Regions from separate parts of the Homo sapiens genome. Here region 1 is linked to region 2. The links are chromatin loops, found by intact Hi-C in ENCODE. Cell type or tissue: HepG2. All regions are shown on one strand. Each heading gives the region's core, and the rest is flanking DNA. Links, peaks and the distances in the headings are about the cores only. Region 1 overlaps TMEM117 (transmembrane protein 117). Region 2 overlaps NELL2 (neural EGFL like 2).

Evidence for each region. A loop is a pair of places that touch in the nucleus more often than their neighbours do. Peaks named below come from ENCODE experiments on the same cell type or tissue, not always from the same donor. Only the 100,000 strongest peaks of a DNase experiment are listed, where the experiment ranks them.
Region 1: it touches region 2 in a loop (6-fold over the local background); 3 of 110 quality-filtered maps call a loop at or near these places.

Annotation. Positions count from the first base shown.
Region 1 is chr12:44,014,091-44,017,018 of GRCh38, forward strand. The region is part of intron 3 of TMEM117 (transmembrane protein 117); the gene reads left to right. Among named protein-coding and RNA genes, the nearest start is that of TMEM117, 180 kb to the left of the region's middle. In HepG2, for the core only: a CTCF peak has its summit at 1,462 (motif pointing right); a DNase peak (open chromatin) is centred at 1,451.
Region 2 is chr12:44,524,287-44,527,214 of GRCh38, forward strand. The region is part of intron 16 of NELL2 (neural EGFL like 2); the gene reads right to left. Among named protein-coding and RNA genes, the nearest start is that of NELL2, 350 kb to the right of the region's middle. In HepG2, for the core only: no CTCF peak of the experiment used is centred there; a DNase peak (open chromatin) is centred at 1,725.

The sequences.
Region 1 (2,928 bases), core at 227-2,726, 510 kb before region 2:
AAGCCTGGGCAGTGGGAAGCCGTATTCAGAAGTCCCCCTGTCCCCCACAGCACAAAAGCAATAGAGCTGAACTGGCTCTAGGTAGATAGGCCATTGCAGGTAGACGGGCCATGGCAACCTTGCAGAGTTCCAGTCACCCCACTGTGGTGCAGAGAATAACAGAATCATTTTATCTTTGTCACTGAGGGTGGTATGGACATGCTCCCTCAGCAGACCTGATGAGGCCTTGGGGTTAGGATGAGGGGGATAAGATGAGATTGAAAGATGAAGCTGATGACTGTAGGCCAGGTGCCTGAGGAGCTGAGTTTCTCATAACCTAACATGAAGTGTCTGCTTCCAGAGAGGATATGAGCCCGAGGTAGAAATAGCTGGGGTATGTCCTGAGAATTTCTAACATGTTCCCAGGTGATGCTGATGCTCCTAAATCTGGGATAACACTTTGAAAACCACTGCATTGTTTTATTCCAAACTTCCTAACCTCCTATTATTTGTTAAGTATAAGTAGATCTATGCATAATCAAAAGATACGTTACACTACCCAATTCCACAGGTGGTGTACTCTCTTGTACTATATGGTTAATCACCTAGATGTAGCAAGGAAAATGAACACTGGTATCTCCCATCTGTTGGTTACTGCTATTTTTTCCCCTTGGTGTTGTGCTTTTATGTTGACACTTTTCTTTCTTTCTTCCTTCATTTTCTTTGTTCTCCTTACTCTGATCTTTCCTTATAGCCTCTATTTGTTGTACCGTTTTTTTTCTATGTTCTGTGAAATACTGTGATCGGTATGTGAAAATAATATCATTTAATTAAGCTTTAAGGCACACTACCTTGCATCTAGCCTGAGAACAGCACAAGCCTGCTGTAATTTCTATGATTGGCCTCACTTAGGAGATTTTATTTGTTGAGAGGCACCTGAAAAACCTTAGCAAACTTGGTTCAGAAAAAAAAAATGGTGGCTACAGTAATAATATATAACTCAGAGATTTGAGACACAGATGATGTAGTTACCATAGGAAATTTTTTTCCTCTTTGGCTGTTATTACTCGTACTGTCTACAAGATCTGTCCAAGAACAGTGTATCATCTAAAAGAGGGGATGCTGGACTTAAAAAAATAAGTGAAAAAGAAAATTTAAATTAGAAGTCTTAAGTCAGTCATTGTATCCATATTGATATTCTTAACTGAAAAAGAACAAAACCCAGGAAGGCTTTTATTTATCGATTCCATGAAGAACATATTTCTTTTGTGTCATGGTGATCAGTGATTTTTGAATATATATATCTATAATATACTCAAATAAGATTTCTTGGTATTTTTTGGACTTAAAATTTTTGGATTGTATGATTCTGAGACTTACATGCATATGTTCATCTCATAAGATGGAAAAGCTTTTGCTCAAATTTTTTTTTGTCCATGTTGAAATGAGAATTAAAATCGCTAGAGGGCACTGTGGATAAGCATTTGTAGCAAAGATACCTATAGGAGCTAGAACTTGCCAGAATTTAGTTGTACAGGAAGTCCTCAATTACCGACATGTACTGGTCCAAAAATGTGCTTATAAATTAACTCTTCGGAATTCAGGATTCAGAGTGTATTTTCCTAATAGAAACAATAAAATAAGTAGTAGTATAACAATTTCCCAAGTTGACCTCTAATAGTCTGTTAAATATATATATGACACAGATTTGTTTGTTATGTGAAGGGAAGCAACAATAACAAAAACAAATATTATACACCTCATTGAGATATAATGGGATTTACCAAACAACAAATAAGACTATACAACTCATTTAGATATAATGGGATTTAAGAAAATTTTGATGTAGAGAGTTTTATTTTGGTGTGAACTGGCTTAATTACAAAAACCCACTAGCTTGGAAATATTACAGAGTTGCAATCTCTGTGTCTCAAAAACAAGAATAAAACAAAATACCCAGGAATAAACTGTTAATCTGTGGGTCACCCCCGTTGAATGGATTGATAGCACTACCCCCTCCTCCCAACTCCCTTCAGTTTTTAGTGGAGTGGGGTTCATACGGTTCTGCCTCCCCTGAACCCCACCTGGCTGCTTTGTTCTTATGTCCACTACCTCTCACTACTGCTGCTTCTCCTCCTGGTGCTGTTCAGTGGCATGTTTGGCTTCTTTCCCTTTTCTTTAAAGGCATCCAGATATCCAGCCAGTCCCAGCCTCTGGGTGAAGCCATTCCTCCTAGTTCCAAGCTAGCAAGGGTAATTTAGCACTGTTTGCTTGCAGACCTAACTTTGGGAATTCACTCAGTTCACCTCCCAGGTGGAAACGGGACCATCCCTATGGCCACAGCAGAGTCTCCCTTTCTCCCTGTGTCCCACCTGCCCTAGGAATGGTTCCCCTTTCCTCTTTCTTTCTTCAGCTTTCTTCCGTCTAACTTAATTACTGTTTTGGGATTATTTAATTTTTTTTCTCTAGGGCTTTCACTACGTAAGTCTACATTTCAATCAATGAGTGTTTTAAACTAGATGGGAAACAATACATGACTTGACAGTTAATTTGCCCTGATTTCTTGCCACACTTCCCTTTATTCTTTAGTGGAAATACAAAGTCACAGTTTTCTTTCATCTTTTACGAGCTAATGGGAATGTAGGCAGAGGTCAATGGTGAACAGAGTGCCTGAAGGTTTGTGGATGATGCAAAGTATTGGGAGAGTACCCTGAGCCCCACAAACCACCTTTATAATTTAGGTTGCATCAGTATCACCTGGGTGCCTGCCAAAAATACAGATTCTGTGAGGTGTTAGGTGGGACTCAGAAAAGTGCATTTTAATTAAGTATCCTTGATTATTCTGATGAGTGTTATTCTGGCCACAGATATAAATTGATAAATTATATAATAGTCCCTCCATCCTTAAGCCTCCTTTCAGGCAAATGTGTCATGGATTTTAGAGTGTTA
Region 2 (2,928 bases), core at 331-2,830:
TCCATAAGAGGAGATGGGATTCATTTTTATTTACCCCCGTAATTTAAAGGTCACAAGCCAAAATACATTTCAGAGACATGGTATGAGTGGCAATAAGTAGTTATTTCCCATTTCATCAGTTGCCTCTGAGTAAAGGTCAAGAAAGAAAGAATTAAATCATGGCAGAAGTGGGTTAGAGACAAGATGGAGTGTATAGCTTTTAACTAGGGCGCTGTATACTGATTCTCCTTGAAGATTTTAAAAATAAAGTTTAGGAAATATCTTTTTCAAATGGTTGGACTTCAACATTAACTGAAGACTTGGACTAGTAAAAACTTGGCAATTTTAAATTTCTTATATACTTAAATTCTGCCATATATGTATTCCTGAAAGTAAGCCACAGGACATTTTTTTTCTATTTGCCTTGATTTTTATTAGTTCCCACTTCAACAAAACTAATGGATTGGATCAATAGCCGAAAAAGTGATTACAGAGCTTTATTAAGCTTGATTTGTTAAGGATAATATTACTTATTATCGTAGACTATGATCAGAAAGAAAACTGCTAGCCAGGATGAGAATATATATTTTTTAAATTAAGTACTATGGTTAATGTGTATTTTTTCAGATTAGAGAAAATTTTTCTCTTTGTAATAAAAATTAAATTTTATTAGCTAGTTTTATATTTGGTCTATTTGGAATGATATGGTACATCTGATGAGTTGATATTTGTCTCCCATTACATATTTCTAGAATTAAGAATTATAATAAGCCAGAAAAACATAAACAAACCATAGTTATTTGGTCTCTTTGACAACAAGCTCTACAGACATCCTTACTACATAGCCTTTTTATGGTCTACTATAAGGACATTATTCCATGAATGGCAATGGCCGAATTTTTGCAATCATTTTATTTTGCTTGACACTTTAAAATAAAAGCTGTGTTATCAGATAATACTTTTTTCCCCCTTATAGGCAGAAAGATTCCACAGGATTGCTGCAAGGGACAAAGAAGAGATATCCAGGCACAAGACGAATATGTATACTTAAATAAAGCACATCTATAATAAAGAAATAGAGTAAAAAGTTGCTCATAACGATGGTTGGCATGTACTTGTTATACCTGGAAAAATGTGTGGGCAGATGCATCATAATGGACTAACTACAACCTCTTGCTATCCAAGGAGTTTGAGTTAGTTTGAACTCAGCTTGCCTTTTCTGCTTATTATCTACACTGGCTCTGACAATGCAGAAACTTTTCCCAACTAACTGGTGGTATAGAATTTTGGAACCCATTTTTACACATAGTTTGGTTATAACAAGATTCCCAAATTAAATATCTATACAAGGTGTGTATTCTGCTTTGAAAAACCTATCATGGCATACACAAATTCCAACTTTAAAAATATTGATAACTCCTTTAGTGAGCGATTATTGAAGAACTAATGTTGCTAAATCCATTTGTCAGTGTCAGCTGTCATGTAACTTGGTCTAGCAGAGCATTTGACACAACTTACTCCCTCTCCTTGATACATTTTCCCTACTTGCTTCCTATCACACTGGTAGCTCTTCCTGGTTCTTTTTTTGTCTATACATTCTCTAGGTTTGGCAATTATACTATGATTAATATTTTGCCATGCAAAGAGTAGGTAAAGAGTGGTCTAGAGTGTTTTTGAGGCAAGAGCGTGCTTGAAGGCCCAACGTCTAGAGCTATCAAGATGTGCTGGAGAAACAGAAGTGCTGGTATGACTGGAATGTTCAGTGAGAGAGCAGAGTAAACAGCATGTAGCTGAAGAGCTACTCAGGGCCCAGGTAAAGGTCATGTTAAGAAATTTGAACTTTTTCATAAAGCCAATAAAATGTCATTTTAGAGAAATGCAAAAAAAAAATCACAATCTGATTTTCATTTTAGACAGGTCCCTTTGGGTTCATTTTGGAAAAGAGATTTGAATGGATTAGAATTTGGAGCCAGGAGACCAGTTAATAACTGTTTCCTTGGTTCAGGCAAAAGATGATCATACAATAAAAGCAGAGTCTCATAGTGGTTGGAATGTACCAGACTCTGAGTACTTTCCTTATAATGATTTATTTAATCTTCACAACAACCCTCGAAGATATAATTAAATTTTGATTCTCACTTTATAAATCAGGAAATTGAGACATAATACTGTTACATAACTTGCCCAAAATGACACAGCCACACAGCCAGTAGGCCCAGATGGGAACTGAAGCAATCATGCTCTAAGCCTGTGTTCTTAAGTACCATGCTACACTGAGTTGGGGACTCAGTGGGGACATTGCTATACACTGCAGCAATGGGGACGCATAGAAAGAGACAACAGAGAGAATTAACACAACATAGTGATTTGTTGGCTTTGAAGATTAGAAAGAGAGATCAAGAACGATGTATAGATTTCTGGCGTGGAAAATATGGTTGACGTTATTTATGGAAAGAAGAGCAAGATTTTGCTGCGGAGCAGAAGAATGGGGAGGGATGAAGGCAGAAGTGTTCAGTCTAGGACTGGCTGAATTGCACTTCCTCTGGGCTTCCACCAGGGCTGTTCAGTAAGTAGTTGGATATGTGTGTGGGGGGCTCAGAAAATAGGATTGGGCCAAAATGTGGGTTTGATGCAGATTACTTTCATCACCTCCTTTCTCAAAAAGAGCCCTTCATACGCATGTTCAAACTTCGTAGTACGGTATTTAGAGCTACCTCTTGTTTGCAATCATTTTCCCTATCTCGACTTGGCAATAATCTCATCATACTTAGCAAAGTCCTAAAGCAAATACTAGGTACTCTGAGAAGCCTTCCTTGATGTTAAAGAGCAAATAATTTCTCTTTGTTCCTTCACAGCATGACATTTATATTTTTTCTCAAAATCAAATGCTTTTCTCAATCACAGCGTTGGGCTTGAACAGAATATTTAAAATACTATCATGTAAACTTC